2 separate regions of the Homo sapiens genome follow, and region 1 is linked to region 2. A link is an interaction called in ENCODE POLR2A ChIA-PET data of the cell type or tissue named here. Cell type or tissue: OCI-LY7. All regions are shown on one strand. Links, peaks and the distances in the headings refer to the core of each region. The heading gives the core; the rest is flanking DNA.

Region 1 (16,346 bases), core at 4,332-12,331, 200 kb after region 2:
AGCCTGGTGAGAAGAGCGTCCTGCTCGTGTTCATGCAGCCCCAGCGACCTGAACGTGAGTTTCTCCAATCCCTGAGCGGGGCCCTGTGCGGCCCTGGTTGCTGGGGAAGGGCTGGGTGGGGCAGACAGATGAGAAAGAACGGCACAGCCCTGGGACTGAGGCTCGCAAAAAGGGTCAGCACCAACAGGCAAAGAACCCAATCACTTTCTAAACCTCTTGAAAACTTCAAAGAAGAGTGTGTATGTTTCAGAAAAACATGCTTATTTTTAAAAATCACCTGTTTAAGTTAAAAAAAACACAAAAACGCTTAGTGGATAAACTCCATGTCCTTATGACACCTATAAAAGAGGTTTAGCTTCTGCTGTTCAAATCTTAAAACACACGAAGAACAACAGAGACAATGACTGATCCCCGCCCCTGACACCCACCCAGGGAGTGCAGACTTGGGGGGCTTTGGGGCGGCAGCTGCCAGCCTGCCCGTCCAAACACAAAGCTGTCCCACTGTGGCCGGGGGGCTTCGGGGTGGCGGCTGCCAGCCTGCCCATCCAAGCACAAAGCTGTCCCCATTGCAGCCTGGGGGCTTCGGGACAGCAACTGCCAGCCTGCCCGTCCGAGCACAAAGCTGTCCCACTGCGGCCAGGGGGCTCCGGGACGGCGACTGCTAGCCTGCCTGTCCGAGCACAAAGCTGTCCCACTGCGGCCAGGGGGCTTCAGGATGGCAACTGCCAGCCTGCCCGTCCGAGCACAAAGCTGTCCCACTGCAATTAGGCTGAAAACCTAGAGCGCCACACCTTGTTCCAGCTCCCTCCAGACCTTTTCGCCCAGTGGAGCCCACAGCGCCTCCTCCCAGGAGCCTGCCCACCTTCTACCCTCCAAGGTGTCTGGCCTCACAGGGACTGCAGATGGCGTCACTGCAAACCCACCTGCTCCGGGCCAGCATCAGCTGCAGGGCGCAGTCTTCCTTCACGTGGAGCGCAGCAAGCTCCCCGTCCTGGGCTGTGGGCGGCTCCCGCCCACACTGGCTGCAATGCAGGGCGTCGTCTGAAGTGAGGTCCTGTTCCAGCTGCTGCAGGCGGCCCTGCTGCTCCGTCAAGGACCTCTCCAGATCCAGGATCTGGGCTGCCTGTTGGTCCTGAAGCTGCCTCATTTCAGCTTCTCGAAGCTCAAACTTGTTTATGATGGTCTGTTTCTCGGATTCAGCCTTTTCTCTCAGTTCAAGTAGCATCAATGTTAACTTCTCCTCAGCTTCCCGCTGTAGCTCCTCCTTCATAACTTTCCAGTCCGTTTCTTTTCTTTGGAATTCCTGTTTCATCAGCTCAGTCTTTTGCTTAGCATTATTTAGTTCCTTCTGGTGGTCTTCAATTAGATTGTGTTTTACCTACAGACAACATAATTTCATTTAGGAGGAAAGACGCTAATGGAAGAGATTATTAGAAGAGACAACCCAAACCCACCTCTGAAGACAGGGAATTTTCACCACACACACACCCATTACGCTGCACACAGCAACAGGAATGATTCTCATGTTGATGACAATGGAAGAAACCTAAAGTGGACAAGTCTAAAACTAAATAAAATGCCTCCTACGTCCTGGCACCGAGAACCGACTGTTCTTTATCTCTGGAGCCCGTGGCCTTGACAGCAACCAACAACCGAAGGCAGCACACATCAGCCGAGCAAAGGCAGCAGCCGGAGGCTTCTTTGTTCAGACCAAGACCAGTGGCAGGACTCAGATCGGCCGCAGGCCTCTGTTAGGGGAACGCCAGCCCCACAGATAGCGCTGGGCCACTGCAGCAAGCATGATCGGATGCCCAGGAGGCAAGAGCAGCCAATGGTGCGATGCTCCCGATCTGTACAAGGTCAACGCCAGGACAATGAAAGACCTTGAGCAAGGGGTGGATGAACTGCAAGGCACACTGTAAAGGGATCCTGTGCAGAGGGGGATGAAGGAGAATGCAGAGGGCAAATATCCTAATCTTTTTTTTTTTTTTGAGACAGGGTCTGTCGCCCAGGCTGGAGTGCAGGGGCACAATCACAGCTCACTGCAGCCTCGAACTCCTGGGCTCAAGCAATCCTTTATAGAGACAGGGTTCTGCATGTTGCCCAGGCTGATCTTGAACTCCTGAGCTCAAGCAATCCGCCAGCCTCAGCCTCCCAAAGTGCTGGGATTGTTACAGGTGTGAGCCACCATGCCTGACTTCCTGACTTTCAAAGAGAAAAAAGTAGGTCAATAAACTACTGAACTCATCAAAAAGAAACAAACAAAAAACCCAAAAAAAGGCACGTAAGATTGACCTCAACTCCTTATTTAAAAATTAAGTTATTAAAGTTTAGGGTGCTACTTCTGGTGATGCCTGTGCACCTCGCCAGACCAGCCCTCCAGAGACAACCACTATGAACTGAACAGAACGTACAAAAAAACCTGAAGGCTGTGGAGAGATCCACAAGCAGACAGACCCTGCAGAGGGCTGGACATTCAGAAGGAAGAAACAGCACTGAGCCATTCTCTTTTTCCAGCTTTTCACTAAGAGTAGTATCTGTCCATGCCCCACACACAGAAATCCCAAATCCCTCACTGAGCCAGAGGAACTGGAGAGTGAGGGAGGAAAGAGAGCTGCAACGCCTGGGAAGGAACCCGCCCACGTCTCAGGCTGACCCCGATCTGTACATACGAGGGGCAGACTCCAAAAGCAAGCAAGCCGGCTAAAGCTACAAGAACTGAATTAACACCATGCCGCAGCCCAGCACAGACGCAGGGGAGCATGCAGTCTGAAGTCACCCGAGTGAACTGCCTGCTGCAACAGAAAACCAACACTCTCCAGAGGAGCAGGACAGAACCCAAAGTCTCCAAATCTATCACTCACAGTGTCCAGGATGCAACCTGAACCCAGCTGACCCATAAATAAGCAGGAAAACGTGACCCCTGCTGAAGAGAAAACACAATCAATGGAAACCAACACCAAGACAAAACAGATCATAAAATCTGCAGAGAAGGATTTTAAACATCTTTAAATCCTGAACAAGAAACCTGTCACCTTAGACTTTTTAATGCCACAAAAATACTCCTCAAGAATCAAGGTAAAATAAAGACTTCAAAAAACGGAGAAAATGTGTGCAGCACAGCAAGAGATGCTGAAGGAGATCCTTCACGCTGAAGGGAATGACGCCAAACACTCAGATCTTCAAGAAGAAATGAAGAGCACCAGAAATGGCAAGTATAAGGCCATTTTTCCTCTTAATTTCTTTCAAACACATGTTTTCCAAAGCAAATCTCCTGACACTGCAGGAGGCGGATGTGATGTCTAGTCTATGAAAACTGCAGCACAGAAGACGAAGGGGAGGTGACAAAAGCACCTGTGCAGTTAGAGGTCACAGTTTACACAACGCAGCATCATGGTGACTCTTAGTAGACTGTACTGATAAAAGACAAGGTTAAGAATGTGTATTCTTTTTTTTCTCTTTTCTTTGAGACGGAGTCTCGCTCTGCCGCTCAGGCTGGAATGCAGTGGCGTGATTGTGGCTCACTGCAACCTCTGCTTCCTGGTTTCAAGCGATTCTCCTGCCTCAGGCCCCCGAGTAGCTGGGATTATAGGCATGCACCACCATACTCGCCTAATTTTTTTATTTTATTTTTTAGTAAAGACAGGGTTTCCCCATGTTGGCCAGGCTGGTCTCAAACTCCTGACCTTGGGTGATCCACCCGCCTCCCAAAGTGCTGGGATTACTGGCCTGAGCCACCGTGCCGGGCCAAGAATGTGTATTTTAATCCCTGGAGCAACTATTAAAAACATAATGCAAAGAGGAATAACTTAATAGTCAACAGATACATTAAAATCAGTTCTAGAAAATATTCAAATAATCCAAAAACACAAGAAAAAAGAAAAAGCAGAACCATGACCACCAGACGCATCTCACAGAAAATGAACAGTGAAACGGAAGACCTAAATCAACCACACCAGTAATTACCTTAAACATTTATAGACTCAGCACTGCAACTGAAAGGCAGAGATTATCAGAATGGATTAAAAATTGCCAACTATGGCCAGGCGTGGTGGCTCACGCCTGTAATCCCAGCACTTTGGGAGGCCGAGGTGGGCGGATCGGGAAGTCAGGAGATTGAGACCATCCTGGCTAACATGGTGAAACCCCGTCTCTACTAAAAATATAAAAAATTAGCTGGGTGTGGTGGCGGACGCCTGTAGTCCCAGCTACTCGGGAGGCTGAGGCAGGAGAATGGCGTGAACCTGGGAGGCGGAGCTTGCAGTGGGCGGATATCGCACCACTGCACTCCAGCCTGGGCGACAGAGCAATATTCCGTCTCAGAAAAAAAAAAAAAAGCCGGCGCAGTGGCTCACACCTGTAATCCCAGCACTTTGGGAGTCCGAGGCAGGCGGATCACGAGGTCAGGAGATCGAGAACATCCTAACACGGTGAAACCTCATCTCTACTAAAAATGTAAAAAAAAAACTAGCCAGGCGTGGTGGCGGGCGCCTGTAGTCCCAGCTACTCGGAGAGGCTGAGCCAGGAGAATGGCATGAACCCGGGAGGCAGAGGTTGCAGTGAGCCGAGATCGTGCCACTGCACTCCAGCCTGGGCAACAGAGTGAGATTCCGTCTTTAAAAAAAAAAAAAAAAAAAAAAAAAATTGCCAACTATATGCTGTCCACATAAAATGCACTTTACTTTGAATAGATTAAAAGTAGGCCAGGTGCAGTGGCTCACATCTGTAATCCCAGCACTTTGGGAGGCCGAGGCGGGTGGATCACTTGAGCCCAAGAGCTTGAGACCAGCCTGGACAACATGGCGAAACCTCATCTCTACAAAAAATACAAAAATTAGCTCAGCACGGTAGTGTGCACCTGTACTCCCAGTTACTTGGGAGGCTGAGGTAGGAGGATCCCTTGAGCCTGGGAGGAAGAGGTTGCAGTGAGCCAAGACTGTGCCACTGCACTCCAGCCTGGGCAATAGCCTGTCTCAAAAAAAAAGAAAAAAAAAAAGGTAAAACGAATAAAAAAAGATACACCAGACAAAATGCACACGAAGGTTGGAATGACTGTATTGATAAAAGACGAGGCTGGGTACGGTGGCTCACGCCTGTAAACCCAAAAATTTGGGAGGCTGAGGCAGGCAGATCATGAGGTCAGGAGTTCGAGACCAGCCCGGCCAACATAATGAAACCCCGTCTCTATTAAAAATACAAAAATTAGCCGGGTGTGGTGGCACGTGCCTGTAGTCCCAGCTACTCGGGAGGCTGAGGCAGCAGAATCGCTTGAAACCAGGAGGCGGAGGGTACAGTGAGCCAAGATCACGCCTCTACACTCCACCCTGGCGATAGAGTGAGACACTGTCTCAAAAAAAAAAAAAAAACAAAAAAAAAACAGGTGTATTTTTGGACAGAATACTACAAGACAGAAAAGGGTGAATTTTTAGGAAGACATTACAATCACAAATGTGTACACGTGTAACAACAGAGCTTCCACATACTCAAAACAAGAATTAAAATTAACAAGAGAGAAATCCACAGTCCTCTCCCCATAATTGATATAAGGAGGTAAAATGGTGGCCTGTGAAAAGCATAAAGACATGAGCATCAAAAAGTCACCTGGAGCCAGGTTCGGTGGCTCACGCCTGTAGTCCCAACACTTTGGGAGGCCAAGGCGGGCAGATCACTTGAGATCAGGAGTTTGAGACCAGCCTGGCCAACATGGTGAAACCCTGTCTCTACTAAAAATACAAAAATTAGCTGGGCATGGTTGGGTGCGGTGGCTCACACCTGTAATCCCAACACTTTGGGAGGCTGAGGCGGGTGGATCACGAGGTCAGGAGATCGAGACCATCCTGGCTAACACGGTGAAACCTCGTCTCTACTAAAGATACAAAAAAAAAAAAAATTAGCCAGGCATGGTGACGGGCACCTGTCTTCCCAGCTACTCGGGAGGCTGAGGCAGGAGAATGGCATGAACCCAGGAGGCAGAGCTTGCAGTGAGCTGAGATTGCGCCACCGCGCTCCAGCCTGGGTGACAGAGCGAGACTCCATCTCAAAAAAAATAAAAAAAAATAAAAAAAATTAGCCAGGCATGGTGGTGTGCACCTGTAATTCCAGCTACTAGGGAGGCTGAGGCAAGAGAATCACTTGAAGCCAGGAGGTGAAGGTTGCAGTGAGCTGAGATCGCGCCACTACGCTCCAGCCTGGGCGACAGAGCAAGACTCAGTCTCAAAAAAAAAAAAAACAAAACAACAAAACAACAACAACAACAAAAAGTCACTTGGGAAGTCTGTCTTCAGCCAACAGTGCCAGAGAAGGCCACACACTGGTGGCTGCAGGTGCCATTGGCACATGACCATCGGCCCACCTACCGCCTGTCCGGCTCCCCACAGGGCTCCACCCTTACCTCTATTTTGCTGGAAGTCCTTACCAACACCTGCATTTAACAAACAGCATGGGATCAGACTTGCAGGTCATCATAGCTTCCTATGAAGCTGTCTCTTGATGGAGAATGAAAATCATTCTCAGGGAGACATTCACAGGGAGGAGCAAAGGGGTGGGAGAAGCAGGACACAAATAGAAATGAAAACACTGTCACAAGCATGAGGTTGAGTCAGAACACACATGACAAGACATGACAATTTCAGTCACTTTAACTCCACTGCTCTGGCACGGGATGGACCCTGAGCTGCCCCGTCGGTTCACTTGAACTCCACTGCTCCCGCATGGGACGGAGCCTGAGCTGCCCTGTTGGTTCACTTTAACTCCACTGCTCCGGCATGGGACGGACCCTGAGCTGCCCTGTCGGCTCACTTGAAATCCACTGCTCCAGCATGGGATGGACCCTGAGCTGCCCTGGCTGTAACCAAGCCCATCGGGCCATGTGGAGGCTGCTGTCGTGTTGCTTTGTCATCATTTATGACAGCATGGCAGTGTCCTCACACTCGCAAAGGGCGAGGGAGTCAGAGGGTGCCTCTTCCACAGGTGCAAAACAGCACAGGAAGAGCCTGGGGAACGCGGACGCAATTTAAGACTTGGGGTGAGCATCAGAGGCCAGCCACGTGCTTGGCACCCGGGCTTGTGCCTCCTCCCAGAGCCCTCTTAGGACACCTGGACAGTTTCCCTAAGAAATCTTGACTCAGAGGGCCGGGCGTGGTGGCTCACACCTGTAATCCCAGCACTGTAGGAGGCCAAGGCAGGCAGATCACTTGAGGTCAGGCGTTTGACACCTGCCTGGCCAACAAGGTGAAACCCTGTCTCTACAAAAAAAATACAAAAATTAGCCAGGCATGGTGGCATACGTTTGTAATCCCAGCTATCAGGGGACCACTTGAAATCAGGAAGCAGAGGTTGCAGTGAGCTGAGACCATGCCACTGCACTCCAGCCTGGGCAACAGAATGAGACTGTCTCAAAACAAAACAAAACAAAAAGAAATCTTCACTCAGAACTTCACTTTCGCCCCGGTGCTGACCCTGACAAGATTCTATCCAACCGCCACCCACTACTGGCATTGCCAGGAATAGTTTCAAGAATTTACGGGACTGTCGCCCTTACAAATGTGCCATGTACAGCACTGGGCTGTCCCCAGGATGCCCCTCCATACACAAGGACACAAGCCTTCCAGGTGGAAGAGAGCAAGGACTCGGGCGGGAGGCGCTGGGCTGTGGAGTCACGACTCACCTTCTCCAAATCGTCCTTCAGACGAGTTTCATGCTGCAACTTCCCATACAAATTTCTATTTTCTATTTTTAGGAGTTCAATTTCTTCTTTGAGCTCAGTCTGAAGAAGCGAAAGTTGCACCTTGTGCTCAGTTTCCAGACCCAAGACTCTGGCTGCCCGCTCTGTGTCGGCCTCCAAGTCCCCGTCCTGCACACCCTGGAGATGCACCCAGGGAAGCTCTGTGTGGAAAAGGAGCAGGGAAGACAGTCAGGCCGGTGCCGGCCCTCGATGGAGCCCACAGTCCGCACAGGCAGAACGGCAACCTATAAATGCTTCTGACAGCAGACACTGTGGATTTTCAAGCTCTGTGCTGACTCAGTGATGAAAGCAGGCATGGCTCTCTCAAGTCTCCCCTCCCTTTCGGGACACCTCCATGCTGCCCCAGCACAGTGCCGTCCCGAGTCACAGGGATGTCCTGGGCCCACACGACAGCCACACGACCCGCCCAGGCTACTCCTTCAGGTCAGGTGTGACATGTGACCCTCCATGAGTTCCTGAGTGAGCCTCATGCCTGTGACCAGATGTGGGCACACATGTGTCACCCAGGGTCTATGAGGCAGCCACAAGGACAGGGCCTGAGCTCAGGGGCCTGCCAGGGTTCCTGTCCCAGCACCTCCCCCTGCTGTTCTGTGCCCAGGCACGCTACCCCCACTGGCCCATCTCTTCTTCTGCAGAAGAGGAAAAAAGCAGAAGGGACTAGGTGCTGGCCAGGCACCAGTGGTGCCAACGACCATGGGCATCAAGGGGTGGCTGTGGGGACAATTGTGGTGCAGGGCAGGCAGGAGTGAGGACCAGATGCAGGCGCCGCTGCACCACCCCCAGCTTGAAGGAGGCCCAGGCAGGCCCAGGCTTCTCTCAACTTGGCCACAGCCCAGAATGGAGTCAGACCACACACCTCCCAGCAGGACCCGCGGCCTCAGCCCCTCACCCCCACCATGGACGGCAGCCCCACCATCAGCACAGTCCACGCCAGTGGCCAGGGCCGCCTGCCCCTCCTGGAACCCGTCAGTGGCCACTGTCCGGCGCCATGGGACCGCGACTCTGGGATGACTGCAGTTTCCTCTCCGTCACCTTCTGACCCCACAGCCCTGTGCCCCGTGCCCTGCCTGGACATCCCACAACCTTAGTCTGACTAGGCGAGCTGGGGTACCTGGGCCTGCTGGGAGCAGAGCAGGATCCTGGAAAAGCCTCCCCTGGGCCCAGTGGACACACATTCTCCCTCCAGAGGTGAATGGTCACCATGTCCATCCAGCAATCCCCATGACCCCCAGGGTGGCTGCCCAGGTCAGACCTGCCCTGCTGGGGCGCTGGCCCAGGACACGCACTCCTGCCCAGCCAGTGACCCCGCCTCTAACGCCAAACCCTCATCAGGACACACTCTGTTGAGGTGTCAGCCCCAGAAGAAGAGGTCGGAGCACTCAGCTGCTTCACGGAGGACTTGGATCGAACCCAGGCACCCAGGCTCCCCGAGAACGTCCCCCAGACCCGGGACCTGCCGACACCATGGCGAGGCGGGAGGGGCCCACCTTGGCTGTGCCCTTCAGAGGGTTCCAGACGCCACTCGTGTCCCAATGCTGAAGTCTCTACGCAGCATCTGTCTGAGACATGCCCCTCGTGCTGGATGCAGAGGGGAGACTCCAGCGCTTCCAGCTGGTGCCTGTGGCTTTCTTCTAACTCCGCCTGGAAGCGTGGCAGGCTCTCCTACAGAGAAACCACGTGGGACAAGCACGTTAGTGAGCCAAGCTACCTCGCTCGCAGCTATAACCCTCAAAGGTGTTTCCTGCTATGCACAAAGAAAACTCAAACCTCACTAGGTTCATGAGACCACACGCTGCGCCCTGGTGAACCCCGCCAGCCCACTGGCGTGCTCACATGCTCTCCCGCCCACACCCGTCTCTCAGTCAGGCCTCCGGAAGACATACAAGAATTGGTGGCACTGACAGGGACTGGTGCTCCTCAGGGCGGCAGGGCCCTGGACCGGGCAGACCTCTCCTCAATTCTCTCAGCAGCAAGGTCGGTAGGGCACGTGCCCCTCGCGTCTCCCCTGGTGGCCTCACATCTCAGGGCTGGGCTCTCAAGGCCAGCCTCCTGTGACCACTGCCCACTAACAGCTGGGTCCTCGTCACACCCACGCGCAGAGGCAGGGGTTGGCTCTCAGGTGATACACGAATGCCTGGTGGGGCTACCCACCCCAGCCCTTCCTGGGTTCTCTCTGGTGCAAGGCCTGCTCGTGGGAAGGTCCTGGCTGCCTGTTCCAGCCGGGCCCTTGCCCTTCTCTGGCATTTCCCCCATAGCCTCTTGTGCAGCAAATTCTGTGTTGGGGTCCGCTTTGCAGGGAACTCAAACTGGCACACAGCCCGCTGCCACCCTGCCTGGACACCCTGTGGCCTCCAGCAGGCCCAGGGACCCTGCTCCAGAGTGAGGGCTCCTGGCCGCTGAGCCCAGATGCCCCGAGTTCCCCTCCACTGGTTCCACCGTGCAACAAGCCACGCGGTGCTGCCCCTGCGTCTCCTCCCTGCCCTCCCGTGTGTCCCCCGGAGCCCGACACCGGGCTTGCTCATGCTGCACATCAAGTGCTCCACAGCCACACATACTGCTGGGCACCACACTGGCAGCACAGACCCAGAACAGTCTACATCCCAGAAGCTCCGTTTGGACAGTTTGCCCCACAGAAGTTAAAGGTGACAGAAGTCGCAGCACGGAAGCAACTCAAGGAAGAAACACAAAAGCCAGCAGACGCTCCGTGTGGACTCAAAGCAAAGACACAATTTCACACCCTTTGAACTGCCACTGTCAAGTCTGACGAATGCAGCCCACTGCAGGGTGGAGGCCTTGCCCACAGCCAGGGCATCCCAGGGCTGAGGGAGGGGCTCCGGCTCCCCCGGCCACCCCCTTTCCTGATCAAACAGTGCATGGTGAGGCCCACCGCGGAGCAGCAGTGAGGTCGGGGCAGCATCCGCAAGCAGCCTTCCTCCCCTGGACAAGGTGGGAAGGACGGAAACACAGGCTCTATAATGTGGAAGACGCAGGGCTGGAAGGTCAAGAGCACAGGACTCCCCCACTTCTCAGCGCGCGGCCAATTACCTTATGTCGCTCAGGCTCGAGTTCATCAACGTGATCTTTTCTTCCTTTCTCAGGTTTCTCTTCTAAACCCACACAGGACAACCTGAAGGGAAAACATTTTATAAAAGCTTTACACACGTACCCCTTTTCCATGTGTGCGCCATTCCCTCCCCAGGACCGACTGCTCACAGCAGAGGCGCCTCCTCGTGCTTCCAGTCAAGGACGGGCAATGTCCATGTGCGGGGAGCCGTGGCAGTCACAAAGCCAGAGACACGGCACAGGGACATGCAGGTCTGGAAGAAAGTGTGCCCGCCACTGACTCTCTCTCTGTCTCTCTCACACACACACACACACACACACACACACACACACACCTGGAGGAGAGTGCCCCTGCCACCAACACACACACATGCCTGGAGGAGAGCGCCCCTGCCACCAACACACACACACGCAGGCCTGGACAAGAGCGTGCCCACTGACTCATGCACACACACACACATGCTGGCCTACACGAGCGTGTCCACCACCAACATGTGCACGCAGGCCTGGACAGAGTGTGGCCACCAATGGCTCGCACACACACATGCAGGCCACTCTCGGGTGCCCGTGCCTGTGTCATCTTTTAAATCTGGACCATAAAATGTGTTTGTATAAAAGGCCATTGGTGCCTACTAGCATGAAATCACCAACAAAACTACCCCTGAACTCAGAGCCTGGCCCCTGTATGGCAGAAACTCACTGAGGCTGGAACTGCTTTGCTTACCCAACTTCCACAGAGTCCAGAAGAGCATCTTCCCTCGCCCCCTGCAGCCTCTGCTGTAACAGGGTTAGGTCTTCTTGGTAAGTTTTCTCAGCATCCCTTAACTTCTTTTCAAAATAAATCCTCAGTTGCTCCAGTTCGGACTCATGCTGGGTTTTTTCTCGCTGCTTCAGCTGTTCTAAATCTTCCACACGAGAGGTGCGCGCCAGGAGTTGCTCATGTAGCTCTGCAACATAACGGAGTCAGGCAATCGTCTTAAAATGGGACACCCACAACAAGCCAGGCGAGAGGCAAGAGCCTGGTTACCTGTGGTGGGGGCAGAACTCGGAAAAGGGCCCATCCCAGAACCGGAGAGGGATGAGGGACCCCTACGGCTTAGACTCTCGTACGCCCCTGAATGTGGAGAGCTCTCTCCAAGCGGTGGCAAGAGCCACAGGGCTGGGAGCAAAAGCAGCACTCGAAGTGGCAGGGATGTGGGGGGCACAGCCAGCAAGGAGACAGACGATGGTCCTGCAGCCCCAGGAAACTGGATCCAGACCAACCTCGAGCCCAGAAGCAGGCTCATCAGGTTGGCACACGACAGCTGACACCTGGATGTGGGCTATGGGGGACCCTGGACAGAAAACCCAGCTGTACCATCTTGGACTTTCTGTAAGCTGACAACTGTGTTGTTTTAGGCCACCAAGTTTGTGATAATTTGTTACACAGCAGCAGAGAAGCAACACGGACCCTAAAAGAACTTGTCTCCATGGCTACTATGGTCAGAATACAGCCCGCTGCTCTACAGCAGCTGACAGCCAGCAACGGGCACCCCAGAGAGGGCAAATCGGGGTTCTCTGCATGGGTCCCGAGAGGCAGGACAGAGACAAGCAGAGGACCAAGCCAGAGCCGGAGCCCGCGGGGAGCAGCTGTGCCTGTGGCCCCCTCAGCTTCTCTCTTCTCCAGCCTCCAGCGACAGACAGACCCCCAGAGGAAGATAAATCGACATGCTCTCAGCTGCACCTGGTCCCGGCAGGGCGCAGGGCTGGGAGGCGGAGCCAGGCCTGGTGCCCTGGTGACAGTGGCAGTGTCTCCAGTTCTTTCTCCTAAGTGCTCTTTGCTTCAAATCCCACCACCCACAAGGACAAGTTGGGCCAAAAGGCTCTGTCGGCACATGAATGCCAGGAGACACGCAGTGGCTCACCCTCCTGTCCTGTGGACCTGGGCGCCGGTGCCTGAATTGGGCTTGGCCAGCCCCTGCCCTCAGGCACCATCCAAGCCTGCTGCACAAAGACCTCTCTGACACGGAATGGGGGGCCTGGGGTCGGGGTCTCCAGAGGTGCTCAGCTATAAGGGGACACCTGGAGCAGAGCTGCCTTCAGCAAGTGGCCTGGAGAGCTGGGGCCACAGGAGCCTGGCAGCAGGATGTGGGGCACTGCCCTGTGACCCCAGACACCAGGTGAGCCCGCACTTGGACAGCACTCAACCGTCCTTCCGAGGCAAACGCTCAGCACCACTGGTAAGCTTTCCTTAGACATGAAGGCACCCCCTGCAAGTGTTGCTCTTGGCCTTGAGGGACACACAGGTGCACGTCACTGCTGCACTGACTTGCTTAGCATAAAACCAGGGCTCTCTCCCACAAAGCAAACCTCCACTTTCAAACCAGACACCTCAACCTTCAGGATGTCAAACAGGTAAATCCACTTTTTTGTGTTTGCTAGAATTGTTAAATTCTGGCTTGGTGTTACAACAATGAAAAACACACAGCTTCAGCTTTTGAGGATCTGAATTTTCCAATACAATTCCTCACCACTCAATTCCTGTCTACTGGTCCTGGCAGAATCAAGCTGGGACCACAAGCGCCTGATCTCTTCTTGTGATTGTGCCTTCAGGTCTTCATATGATGCTTGAAGATTCTCTAACTGGAAAAAGCAAAGTGTCCAGGTGAAACCCTAATGAGCTCAAGGCCCCCACCCCAGCAGTGACGTGTGCGGTTTTATCCCTGCCACTGCGATCCTAAGGGTAAAAGCTCACATCCCAAACCTGCAGCTCGGAGAAAGCCAGCCACAGCAGAGACCGAGAGAGCTCTGTCCGTGACAAGAGGGATCGGTCAGCGCTGACCCCACAAGGCCAGGCACTTTCAGAATCTCAGGAACTTCCAGGTCTGTCTCAGCTGAGGAGGTGGCACGGCCAGGTTCCATGCCGGCCGCAGCGGTGCAGTTTCATCTTGTGCACCTCCCTGCTTCGGTTTAGGGTCATACATACAGACTGCTGAATGGAATTTAGGGAGTCTTACTAGCCCACAGTACCCAAGACTCCCAAATAGGAGGTCTCTCAGTTTCAATACTTCTACATTAAGGAAGCAGGTACCTCTTACACCGTGACACTAAACTTTTCTGTACAATCAGCAAGAGCCCAGCCCAGCGCAGCATGGCGTGATTTCCTCCTGGGCAACGCTGCACCTGGGGCTGGCCTGTCCTCCTCATGGAAACGGCTCCTCCTACCTTTCCCAATCATGGGCATCAGGACCAGAAGATGCTACCAGCCCCCTCTTTCCCATCTCGGAGGGAGAGCCTGGAAGGGACCAGGGAGAGACTGGGGGTGTGGAGTGAGCCCCGGCCTGGACTCTCTGCAGGAGAGGAGGGTGTGTGGGCACCAGAGTCCCGCTGGGAGACACAAGGGGCCCAGGACAGGCCTCCCTAAGACCCTAGACCCCAACTACTTCCATATTCTCATGTTTGTAAATCTTTCACACACCACGATTAACCCTATCTCTGATTTATGCTTTAATTTCTTCAACTGATTCTTGGGATACTCAGTTTGAGTCTCAGGTTTGTCAGGCCTCCAATGAGGACCTGGCCACATCAACATTTTGATTGTAGTGCTTCATTAGAGAAGCATCTTGAATACACACAGCAGAAAGAAATGCTTGTTAACTTTTCCTAGGAATCTCGTGTGTACTGGATCACGGTTAGAGGATGTGGCCTTACACTCCTACCTAGTGTCTGCGATTTGTGTAACTGTCTCAGGGACGCCTGCAAAGAACATGCATTCCTAAGTACAAGATTGAACGTAATTATTAAATCAGTCTCAGAGACTATATCCTTACACTTTTATTCACCACTAACACTCTATTTATTTTTTTATTTCATTTTATTTTATTTATTTGCTTTTGAGACGGAGGCTCGCTGTTGCCCAGGATGGAGTGCAGTGGTGAGATCTCAGCTCACTGCAACCTCCACCTCCTAGGTTCAAGCGATTCTCGTGCCTCAGCCTCCCGAGTAGCTGGGATTACAGATGCCCACCACCATGCCTGGCTAATTTTTGTCTCAAACTCCTGAGCTCATGATCTGCCCACCTTGGCCTCCCAAAGTGATAGAGTTACAGGCGTGAACCACTGTTCCCAGCCAGTCTCTTTAAATTTAGAACTTAAGTTTTAGCAAATAACACAATACGAAATAGCCCAATTCCAAAATCTGTTAAAACTTCCCTAATATACCAAGTAATTAAATAACGAAGCTGCTGCCCACCTCCAGCTGTTTTTCTTTCTCGCTCTCTTTGAACTTGAACTCCAAGTCTTCTAAACACCGGCCGTGCTCGGACTGCAGGTCTTCACGTAACTTCTCAATGGCTGCTTGATGATGACTCTCCAGGTTCCTAAGGGCCCCTAGAAAGGTAAAGCAATGGCACTTGGTTTACAAGACATCACTCTCCTCAACAGCGACCTCAGTGACAATAATGGTGCACCCAGAGCGCTGCCACCCAGAGCCCCATCCTGGGCGCCCCCGGGCCCCTCGTTTGAGCCTCACATGCCTGATAGCACCAGGGGACATCGCCTACCCATGCCACCCACCATGAGGGTCAAGCTGGAACACACAACCCTGGAGTATGAAAAGTGAACAACCACAAAGCTGCTGCTTTGTAATAATTTAGCAACTGAACATGCCAAGAAAAATCTCTGAAACAAAGATCAGGAAGGTTTAAGGACCCTGAGAGACCTGTGACCCATGACGGCCACCAGCGTGTCACACGTGCATGGGGCCATCCAGCATTTAGAAGGTAGGAAACGTGCGCAATGACGCATGGTGACATGAACGACATTCCTTCCAGTACTACCTAGGAAAATTCAGTCCCACTCCAAACTTGCTCATTTTCATTACTTACGTTCAGCCTGGTTTTTGTCTTGAAAAATCTTCTCCAACTCAGCTCTCTGTTCTGCCAATTCTTTCTGAAACTGGTTTTGTAAATCCTCCATTTCTGATTGATGCTTTGCAGACAGTTCTTTGCGTAGATTTTCTAAACATAAATCTTTTTCAGATTCCCAATCTTCCTTCAGGGTCTAATTTAAAAGAAAAAAAAATTAAACTCAATAGTTGATTATCTGTGCTAAAGAAATTTAAATCACACAGTCAAAACCTCTGAGCAGGCCAGGCAACGTGGCTCATGCCTCTAATCCCAGCACTTTGAGAGGCTGAGGCAGGCAGATCGCCTGAGCCCAGGAGTTAGGGTTACAGACCAGCCCGGGCAACATAGTGAGACCCCATCTCTACAAAAAAAAAAATACAAAAATTAGTGGGATGTGGTGGCATGCAACTATAGTCCCAGCTACTCGGGAGGCTGAGGCAGGAGGATCAATTGAGCCCAGGAGGTCAAGACTGCAGTGAGCTGTGATTGTGCCACTGCACTCCAGCCTGGGAGGCAGAATGAGACCCTGTCTCAAAGAAAAAAAAGAATGGGCAGTCATGGCCCCCAACTAAACTGTCCTGACAGGCCTTACACCCAGTCTCTCCCCTGAATGCTGGCAGGACAGAAAAGCAGAAGCATCCAGGAGGCAAGCAG
Region 2 (10,563 bases), core at 1-8,000:
GAAAGAACGTCCAATAAAAGGGGGTGAGCTAAACAATTACAGTGCGGCTGTACATGGCAGGGCAGGGAAAAGAGCGACGTGGAGGCCCCATGACCCAGGGAAACCCGCTGAGTTTACACCAAGGATGATGCAGAGCTGTGTGCGATGGCGGCTCACATGTCCCTGTGCTCAGAGAAGGGAGGACGTGCAGCAGCCCACGGCTCCCACAGATGTGCTGTCCACTAAGCTCACCCGACTCCACTCTCGGCTGGTCTACCGCCTGAAGTGACTGTAACAGGGGACACGGGAAGGGAGCTTTTCAAGCCCCTGCACCTGCATGTGAGTTCACTCACTCACGCACTCCTTCTGCTCCCCACACTCAGCCCAGTCCCACTGGCCTCCCTGTAGCTCCCACCTCGAGACCCTCACAGCAGCTGTGCCTTCTGTCCGCAGTCTCACCCCTGCTGCCCTGCAGGAGTCTGTATCCTGGACATCACATGGCTTGGCTGGGTCCCTCTCTGGACCCCTCTCTGACTCCCCACAGGTGGCTGTGGCCATGGCAGTGAACGGAGTCAGGGTGGCCAAGCTCCTTCCCTTGCCTCTGCGGTTGTGAAGGCACCAGGGTCCCCGACTCATATCAAGCCTGGCTTACTCTTCATGCTGCCTTCCTGGGCTGTGTGGCTTTTCCTCCTTCCTTTGAACCCTTCCTGGTTCAGAGGATGCTGTTCTGTGCCTATGTCTGCTGACCTCTTGCAGCATCTCAGTTTTTTCCTGGGAGTCCTCGGGCCATCTCAGGATCCCCCAGATCCCCGACAGGGTCTGGGGGCCTCTTCCCTGCTGACACCCTAAACTAGGGCATGAGATTTTGCCATCTCCAACTTAGGGCCAGGGCCACTCCATTTAACTCTAAATGTGTGGGTGGGCCGGAACCCCCCTCCATGGCCCTGGCCCCAGAGGCCTGAGGCCTGCCACCCACCCAGCGGGAGTTCTTTATTCCTGCACCTGAACTTCTCCCTTTCTTGGCTTTGAGCTCAGATGTGTGTTTAAAAACATAACTAAGTAATTCTATATACCAGCCACAAAGGAGGGAAGGAGACTTCTGCAGCAGCCGAGCCCACCCCAACCAGAAGTCGACCTGTGTTCATCAGAGCCGCAGCCCCCAGCACCCTCCACGGGGTGATGCTTCAGACAAAGGTCTCAGACGCGACTCAGAATGCACGCGTCTTGGTTTCCACTACCTTTCCAGACTCCATCAATGGCAGGCTGTGCGGAGAACCCCGTTCTACCAAACGAACCCTAAAAATTAAGGGAACAATTTCAGTACAAAATTTACTACACAGGTAGTAATGTCTGAAAGGGCAGATCATGACGTTGGAAATGATCACTCTGAGGGTCTGTTGACAACAGTCAGGATGTCAACCTTTCCACAGCACACCTGCCATGAATGGCAGGGACACCCCAACCACGCTGCGGTCCCAAGTGCCGCCACCCGCATGCACTCGCCACCCACCCCATGTGCTCACAGCAGCTCACTCTACATTTCGTTTAGGTCCTCCCTGAACCCAGCAAGCCCCTGGCACCCAGTAAGCTAAACCTAGTGTTTACATCAAGCTACAGTGTGGCCATACTTGAGAATCCAGGACTGGGATCTGAGCTTCAAAGCTGGGAGGGGCCCTGATACACATCTGACCACAGACCAGCAAGCACACACTGTATGCACCACCATCGTTCATCAAGATGAAACTAAGTCAGATCCTATGACAGCATCAGGTAAGAAACGTTCTTGCCAGTAGATGGATAACTTGTCTTCTATCTGTCCCTATCCCTCTAAAAACCAAATGTCACATGGGTCATCGGGTAAGAAACGTTCTTGCCAGTAGATGGGTTACTTGTCTTCTCTCTGTCCCTGTCCCTCTAAAGAACCAAATGTCACAGGGGCCACTCTTATTCTTCCTGGTTGTGTGACAGATAAAGGGATGTTAACTGCAGCCCTGGGGACACGGGCGCACAGAGATAGACACTGAGCTCCCCTGGGAGGCACGCCCGGAGTGGGGCACACAGCTCTCCTCTTCCTCTTGGTGCAGATGGCCCAATGTAGCCAGCTGTCCTCTCATGTGCCCATCCAGGTGTCCCGGTAGGCCTGACTTGGCCCCGCCGTCCTCTAATGCCTGGGTCCCGGGGGTGCATAGTCAGTGCAGACCTGGTTTGCATCACTTTGCCACTGGGTATCCATGGGGCCCAGGCAGGCTGGGAGCATTACCTGTCATGGCGCAGTGCCCGCATGTCCACGTAGACGGTTGTGGGGTCCGGGCCAGCTGTGCCCTGGAAGGAGAGCAGCAGAGGAACTTCTGTTCAGGGGCCTCACTTAACATCTTGTTTCTACAGGTACAGCTGCATGGCAGCTCCTCCCTGGCCCCCGGGGACACCCAAGAAGGTAGCAGCTCTGCTCCCTGCAGTGAGTCCGCCTAGGGGTTCAAGGTCCCCCAGGCAGTCTGATGCTTTCCATCCAAACATCCACAGAGCTTGATAATATTGAGCGAAACACTCAATGACTCTGAAAACACCAAATCATGCCACTTTACATTTCAGTTCTAACAACTTTCTATTCCCACTGGTCTCTTGCTGTGATGAAAACACCATTAGGATTTGAGGGGCATTTCCACCATGCTGTCAGGCAGGGCCTTGCCTCTCACCAACCAGCCTAATTCTACCGGGGACTGCTCGCAGCCGAGACTCACTCAGGTGAGATGGATGGCAGCCTTCACCTTTCTACTCTCTTCCTTTCTGAATCTTACAGTTAACATTAATCCCGACTAAAGGACATTATGTGTCATTTTATTCAATAAGGAACATCAATTAAATGAGTACTCTGATCAACATCACCCTTAAAGATCCCAGACAACATAACCTGTGTCTGCACTGGAATTAAACACCTCTGCACTGGAACTAAACACAGCCCTTCCTCCCAAGGCAATGCTATGAGCATTAACATTTTTTGAAAATAGTTTTACTTTTAAATTTGGTTACAAGGGAGCTTTTGTAATATGTCAAGTAATATCCACTGTGAACAAAGTAAGACAGCAAAAGAAACATGTTTGTCTAGAATTCACGAGAAAGTCACATGAACTCATGGGAGGGGGAAGCACAGAGGCACCAACAAGGTCAAGGTCAAGGTCATACCTGCTCAGCCAGCTTTCCCAGCCTGTTGGGCTGACAGAGGCCAAGGAGGCAGCAGAGTGAGACAGGGAGGAGACAGCCACAGGAAACACACACAGAAGCAGCAGCCACATGAGAAACACAGGGAAAGAGAGAGCAAAACCCACCTCTGTATCTTAAAGAGCAAACGTGAACATCCCATTAACATCATTTCTGCAATCATGTGTGGCATCCATACCCTTCCGACGTCTAGCAAGGAGGCCCCAGGCTTGCAGACGCAGAGCCGCTAACACAAAGGCCGGCACCCACGCTCAGCCACAGCCTACACAGGAAGCGAGCTCACAAAAGGCTCCCGCCCGATCTCCTCTGCTGCGTGACAAGGGTCTGAGGCTTGAGTGGTCAGGGGTCTTTTTGTGGTGAAGAGGGTGTGAGCAGAGCCCCCGCCCTGCCCTGCGTGCACTGCCACTGTGATGGGGAGGCACAAGGCCAAGCAAACACTTTGGAAACAGAGACAGACCTGCACTCAGCCCTGCTCTGGCACGGACAGGTGCCATTTCCTTCCAGCTATTCTTGTACTATGTGGGTGAATAAGGCGTTCAATATGTAGGGTTATCTAAAAAGCCATTTGGTTTTAAGATGTTTTTAGAAAGAAATGAAATTGAGATACTAGTACAAAATCTGGGCAACAGCTGTAGCTATCTGAGGAAGCAATAAACAGAACTGCCGTGAGCTCTTCAATCTCTGAAACTTGGTGCTACCTATGTTTTTTTTTTTTTTTTTTTTTTTTTTTTGAGACAGGGTCTCGCTCTGTCACCCAGGCTGGAGTGCAGTGGTGAGATCTTGGCTCGCTGCAACCTCCTCTTGCCAGGTTCAAGCGATTCTTGTGCCTCAACCTCCCAAGTAGCCGGGACAACAGGCGCGCACCACCAGCCAGCTAATTTTTGTATTTTTAGTAGAGACGGGGTCTCATCATATTGTCCAGGCTGGTCTCGAATTCCTGACCTCAGGTAATCCGCCTGCCTCAGCCTCCCAAAGTGCTGGGATTATAGGCATGAGCCACCACTCCTGGCCTGAAACTTGGTGCTTCCTTTTAATAAGACATTTCATGGTTTCAGAAATGAATTTGAGTCAACACAAATTACCACATTTATTAATGTTTCAATTTAATATTGCTAGATATCTTAAAACAGTAAGTTCAATCTTGCTTTAAGAACTTAGCTGTGTTTTATATCTAACTTAGAGAGTCTTACAGTTATTAGTCACTGTTCAAAAACAATGTGTTTTTTTTCCAAATAAGCCTTTCTCCAACTAGAATAGAACATCTTTAAAAATAAAACCCTTGAAGCTAAAATGTTACATGGAAATGAGATATCAAAGGCCCAGAGAAGGAGAAATAGATCAGGCGGCTACAAAACGGCACATTAACAACTGGGAAACTGGGTCTCCATGCTGCCAACAGCCAGCTTTCGAGAACCGCAGCCCCAGGCACCTCACCTGGAGGCAGATGGCCACGTTGACCCTGCACCCGAACGTGGTGCTTACGGCGCGGGCCGGCAGGCCCAGGTCCTTGAAGAGCTTGGAGAAGGACTGGGTCAGCGCAATCCTGGGCCGCTCCTCGGCGACCACCATGCACGTGCGCACACATGACAGGTTCACCCCCTTCATCTGCGGGAGGGGTGAGCGGTCAGGCCACGGCCACAGCTCAGTGAGTTGCCAGGGCCCTGGGCACTGTTTTGGGAAATCTCCGGGTGGGCACACAGAGGTGGAGCTGGACACCAACCTCCTCTCCGCAGGCTGTGTCTGTTCCACAGAATCCTACGTGTGGATGCGCTAAACGATTCCCATCTGACCTGCATCCCACACCTGCCCTCCCACGCGGCCAGACTTCCACCCCGCTATCTCGCAGGGACCCTGCCCTACCCCCCACCCTCCTCTCCTGCGGGGTGTGGAGCTGCAGAGACAGGTGGGCCGTGGGAGGACAGATGTGTACATAGGGCCCCTAGTGGGAAAGGGTTTTCTCTACTTCCTCCAACTGCAGGGAGGGGCCTTGGGAGTCTTGTTTTGTTTTGTTGTTTTTAAACTTCCCAGGGCTGTGGTCTGCAGCACACTCAGAAGCCCGGGTCTGGGCACTCACCCTGAGGACACCCGTCTGTGCGCCTAGGCCCTTGGTGCACATCTCCATCACAGAGTAGGAGCAGAAGGTGACGCGGGCCTTGTACTGGCTGACGGCCGACAGCCACAGGGACACGTTGCTCTCCAGCTCCAGCGGGGGCACCAGCACTGATTGGTGTCCCGAGTAGACACTGCGAGAGGGAAGGCTCGTGAGGCTCCGCCCGCCCACCCAGCACCCTGGGCACTCCACTCTTCCCTTCCTCAAGAACACTTCTTTTCCAGCCACAACAGGGGCATGATTTCTGTTCTGACGCCAAGTGGGGGGGTTTGGTGGAAAACATGCCACAGGGTGAAGGTTGGGGGATGGCAGGCACGGGGTTCTGAGCTCTGCTCCGAACACTTGGAGAGGATCCGGGGACACCACTCCAGAGGCATTCACTTCTAGAGACGGATCGCCACTTTCTAGTGTTTGAAGGAATCAAGCAGATTCTTCCCAAGTACTGATAACGGACAGTGTATTTAATGAAAAATGTATTTTCACTCAATTTCAGACTCAGACTCCAACCCACTTCATCCCCAAACAAACCCACTCACACACATCTCATCGGCTTCCTGAGCACCCAGAAAAGGTGCCTTAGAAGGCCAAGGTTCCTAAGAGCCACACGAGCTGCTCCCACCTGGCAGGCAGCAGGGGCCCTGCACTCACCTGCACAGACACCACAGGGCAAAACCAAGGCCACAGTAGGGGTCGAGGCAGATGGCGATCTGCCGCGAGGGGTACAGCTCACACTGCAGCTTTATGGAGCGGCATAAGGCGCTTGTGGCCGCGTGCGACATCTTAAGAGTAAAATAAAGTTCAAAAAAAAAAAGTGAAATGAAATTCAGGAGGGGAGAGGGTGGATGGCAGTGTCCGCTGTTCACATGGCTAGACCATAGCTCCGAACTACCAAACATCATATTTATTTCCTTAAAAGACGGTTGGCTCAAATCCCCATATAACCTAAATAATACCCAAGAAATGGTACACTAAAAATCTTTGAAACAAAATTTCAGGGTAATGAATTTTTAAAATTTTTTTCTTTTTTTTTTTTTTGAGGCAGAGTCTTGCTCTGTCGCCCAGGCTGGAGTGCAATGGCACAATCTCGGCTCACTGCAACCTCTGCCTCCCGGGTTCAAGCAATTCTCCTGCCTCAGCCTCCTGAGTATCTGGGATTAGAGGCACCTGCCACCATGCCCAGCTAATTTTTTGTATTTTTAGTAGAGACGGGGTTTCACCACGTTGGCCAGGATGGTCTCCATCTCTTGATCTTGTGATCCACCCGCCTCGGCCTCCCGAAGTGCTGGGATTACAGGCGTGAGCCACCACGCCCCGCCTGAAAAATTTTAATTGAGCTATTGACTCCCAGCAAGGTAAGAGATTCTTCAAAGCCACCAGTTCCTGTAAGCTAGACAGTCATAAATCAGAAAGTTTAGACATAACCATAATGCATCAGAAAACGCATTACTCTCAGGCTAATCACATCTTAGCATTTATTGGTATTTAACACAAATCTTAAGAAGCAAAATTGTTGCTTTGTGCTTTGCATAAGAAGGACCTGTCAGTTTAAATCTGCATCTGACATCCTTTCTGTCCACTCCTCCTGATTTCTAGGGGCTGAAGCAAACAAGATTTCAGAGGACCTACCTTCACTCCCGCTAATATCCCAGTGGTTGACACGCTGAAGTCCAAGTATGCGAGGACATCGGGGGAGGGGGGCCTGAAAACGCTTGCTATCTTCTTTTTTGGGATGTCATCTGTTAAACAGGAGACACCAGCAACATTAGTGTTCCCACATGTATTCTGAACGCTCTGGGCTTTCACAGGCAAGAGGCGACACATGATTTGTCCTTGGGAGTCCTGCAGAGAGTGAGCTCAGACGGGAGTGGGGCCGTGACGATGCAGGCTGTGCGTGCTCAGGAAAGCGTATTTCATTCTTCATGGAAACGCTACCCGGTCCCACCAAGACCACACTGAGCCTGTGGGGATGGGGGACGAGGCAGGGCGAAGAGGGGAGGCATCACGTCACTGACCAGTAGGAAAGATTAGAGGACTAGGGATTTGCCAAAAGTCACAGAGCCTATGGCAAAGCCCAGATGAGCCGAGTCCCGACCACAGCAAGAATAGCTGTGGACGGGCTCTGGGTTCTGCGTGCTTCATCAAGTTCTCGTGGCCCCATGAGCCAGACACCACTGCCTCCCTGGGTGCAACTGGACACAGGCTCAGCAGGGCAGGCACCGCTCCCCTTGAGGCAAGCCCGTGAGGCTTTGGGGCCCTGGCCAGCTGTTTGGCTCTGAGCCTGCCCTCCCCTACACCAGCTGCCCTGGCCCAGCCCCATCCAGCCCAGGCTGAGACAGGTCCACGGCAGAGGGGAGCCAGGGGGGTTTCTGACCCTCACCCTGTTGGCCCTCAGCATTTCATGGGGCATGACAGCATTCACCAATGATGGGGACAGGGATGCTGGAGTGGCGGCATGCGGTGGGAGCTGTGTCCTCAAAGCGTTTGCAGAAAGCCTCAGAGAGCTGCCAGCCCCCATGCCAGTAGGAGGCGGGTGAGAGGGGCAAGGCTGTGCTCCACACCACTTGGGACTGGGTGCGGCTGCTGTGGGCTGAGTGGAGCGTGGGTTTACACATGGGACAGGGACCCCTACTCCCCACCAGGGCCCGGGGCACCCCCTGCTGTCAGCCAGGCTCCTGCCAGGACTGCTCTTGCCTCACGTGTGTTTTTGGACGGCAGCCAGGCCACACCACACCTACAACAAAGAAAGGAAAAGGGACTGGTCCTGGGCAGTGCGAGGACACGCACCTGTGTCTAGGATGGTGGGCCAGGTCCTGATGTCCACGGCAGCAGCAGCCTCCTTGGACCTGAGCAGCCGTGTGACAGCCTGCGTGGTGAGGACGCATGCAGACTTGCTGACCTGCATGGCGAGGGGCCAAGGGTGGGTGGGCGGGGCCTCTCAAGCTGCCCAGAAAAGGGGGCAGCGGAGGGCAGCCTTGCAGCCTCCCACTCACAGACTCTGACCCGCGGGCCAGGTAGGCGCACCTCCACGATCATCTTGACGGTGGGCAGTGTGGTGCCGAGGTTCTGAGGGTGCGGGGGCCGCACGGTGACAGGCACGCAGCCACAGTACAAGCAGCCATAGAACGCGGCAATGAGGTCCACCCCTGTGGAGACAAGGACTGGCTGTGAGGAGGCCGGCCGCAAGAGGCTCCCACCAGCCTCTGTTCACTGTTCCTGCGAGAGAGGAGGGGAGGTGGTGCTGGGGGGGCATGGGTGACTCCTGGGTTTCCACAGGGGTAGCTGAGCTGAGGAGGCAGACACATGCAGAGAGGAGGGGCTGAGCTTAGTTTTGGAAGATGCTTCGGGGAGGGAGTGTCTAGGGGGCTGCTTAGGATAGGAGGCTGCTTACAAAGAGCTGCAGGTGGACAGCCCCACAGTGAGCCCACCTGGTGGGTAGACCAGAGCCACATGGTCCCCAACACTCAGTCTTCCCTTCTCCATCAGAGCCGCGGCCACTCTCTCAGCCCTTTTGTGCAGCTGGACACAGGTTGCAGTGCTTGTGACGGTGCCCTAGGAAAGCGATCTTTGAGCTCATCTGTATGCTGGTGCGTGCAGGTGGGCTGTTCGCAGATCTGCGTGCACACCACCTGCACGCCACTGCACACGACACCTTGTGATTAGCGTCCATGATAATGACAATGTGTCAGTCCTAGACGTACGGCTGGTGTCTTTTTTTTGGTAGAGATGGGGTTTCACCATGTTGGCCAGGCTGGTCTCGAACTCCTGACCTCAAGTGATCTGCCCGCCTCAGCCTCTCAAAGTGCTGGGATTACAGGCATAAGCCACCGCACATGGTCCACGACTGGTGTCTTTTCTCACCATCTGTACTCTCTCACTAGCAGTGAAGGGACAGGCATGCAAGTATCTCCTGTGTGGTCCCAGCTAAGAGGGAGAGATGCGGGCACTCCATTCACCCAGGGCAGAGCCAGAAACACGTGGGTAAAGAAGACCTTTCTGGCCTTTTCAATAAAATATTCCATACGACACCATTATAAATACATAATAAGCGATAAGCAAACATCCCTGAATTGTACTACTTTCCATGCCCACAGGTCACCTGCACTGAGCCTGGGCGTGTGTCATCTGCAACCGGCTTTCTCAGAGGCATCTGTGTGTCTCCTCTAGGACTGACTACACCAGCTCCTTCATTCACCCTGTCTCTCTGCTGAGGGGCACTGGGGCTATGTGACCAGTTCAAGGCAAACAGAAATACCTGGTAACCCTACCTCTCTGCTCAGGACACTCATCCTCCCTGATCCCCTGCCAGGCCTCGCAGCTTTTTTAGTCCTTCTTAAGAAGATAAAAAGTGCAATTCAGTCTAATAAATATAAAACTCCAGAGCAGACCAGTGTAACATCAAAACTCCCTGTTTCTCGATTGGTGGCTTCTACTGACAGAAGGCAGTGGAAGAGAGAGACCAGTGGACGCACTTATGTGCTGTGTCCAGGCACAAGGGCTGGGCAGATCCTGAGATTCCAAATCCCGGAAGCTTTGCCAGTCCATATGAGTCAGGGCCCCATCAGGACAGAACCTGAGATCTGGACTGGGACTCAAAGCCCGCAAGGTCTGGGATCCCACTGCATCCTTAGGGAAAACCCAGCGACCCCCAGCCTTATCTGCATCCCCTACCTGGGACCACCTGGCCCCCACCACACTGGCCTCCTTTCCTGCCTTGAGCCACTGGGCATCATTCTTCATAGCCCCTGCTACCCAGTTCCATTCAAAGCCCCCTCCCCAGCACTCCAGGTTACATCACTCCACTGTATTGATACTGAGGTTCACACCATAAGCTGATTTTACCTTGGTCAATGATAAATCACTGGCTGGTTTGTAGGCTTTAGAACTCAATCAATCATAAAATAAATGTTTACTGGGCATGGTTCTAGATGCTTCCAATACACCAGAAAAACAAAGTCTCTCTCCTACGGAACTTGTTTTCTAGCAGGAAAGACTGATTTTAAGCCTCCTGAGAGTAGGGGTCCTTTTAATCTTATTACTGTGCACTGTGCACATTGTAGGCATCATTAAGTATTTTTTTAATTCGAATGAGCAGCACCAAGAGCTAGAAGAGCATATTCTAAGCCACAGTGACCTACTCTTTACGACACCAAAGCTTAAGAGTTCTTACAGCTTGTATGGTGCGTGGGACAGGAAGCCTTGCAGGGTTTTAAGTTATTTAACTTTCTGTGTTTCCGCATTTCGCATTCCTGCCCACAACC

Evidence for each region. ChIA-PET counts read pairs that join two places held together with the same protein. Peaks named below come from ENCODE experiments on the same cell type or tissue, not always from the same donor. Only the 100,000 strongest peaks of a DNase experiment are listed, where the experiment ranks them.
Region 1: POLR2A ChIA-PET joins it to region 2 with 10 read pairs; 2 of 35 experiments call an interaction of 5 or more read pairs at or near these places.

The regions. Positions count from the first base shown.
Region 1 is chr21:46,348,512-46,364,857 of GRCh38, reverse strand. PCNT (pericentrin) reads right to left here. Exons shown (of 47, transcript NM_006031.6): 7 at 15,672-15,846; 8 at 15,038-15,174; 9 at 13,318-13,429; 10 at 11,532-11,754; 11 at 10,790-10,871; 12 at 9,232-9,406; 13 at 7,667-7,884; 14 at 924-1,378. Among named protein-coding and RNA genes, the nearest start is that of PCNT, 33 kb to the right of the region's middle. RefSeq lists enhancers at 963-1,463, 7,956-8,035. In OCI-LY7, for the core only: a CTCF peak has its summit at 8,263; DNase peaks (open chromatin) are centred at 7,187, 7,767 and 8,217; H3K4me3 peaks cover 1,670 bases; H3K27ac peaks cover 3,118 bases.
Region 2 is chr21:46,552,460-46,563,022 of GRCh38, reverse strand. It overlaps DIP2A (disco interacting protein 2 homolog A), which reads right to left. Exons shown (of 38, transcript NM_015151.4): 26 at 8,731-8,854; 27 at 8,327-8,448; 28 at 8,090-8,201; 29 at 6,932-7,041; 30 at 5,954-6,084; 31 at 5,270-5,438; 32 at 4,630-4,800; 33 at 2,240-2,301; 34 at 1,218-1,275. Among named protein-coding and RNA genes, the nearest start is that of S100B, 47 kb to the left of the region's middle. In OCI-LY7, for the core only: no CTCF peak of the experiment used is centred there; DNase peaks (open chromatin) are centred at 2,382 and 3,442; H3K4me3 peaks cover 1,666 bases; H3K27ac peaks cover 2,317 bases.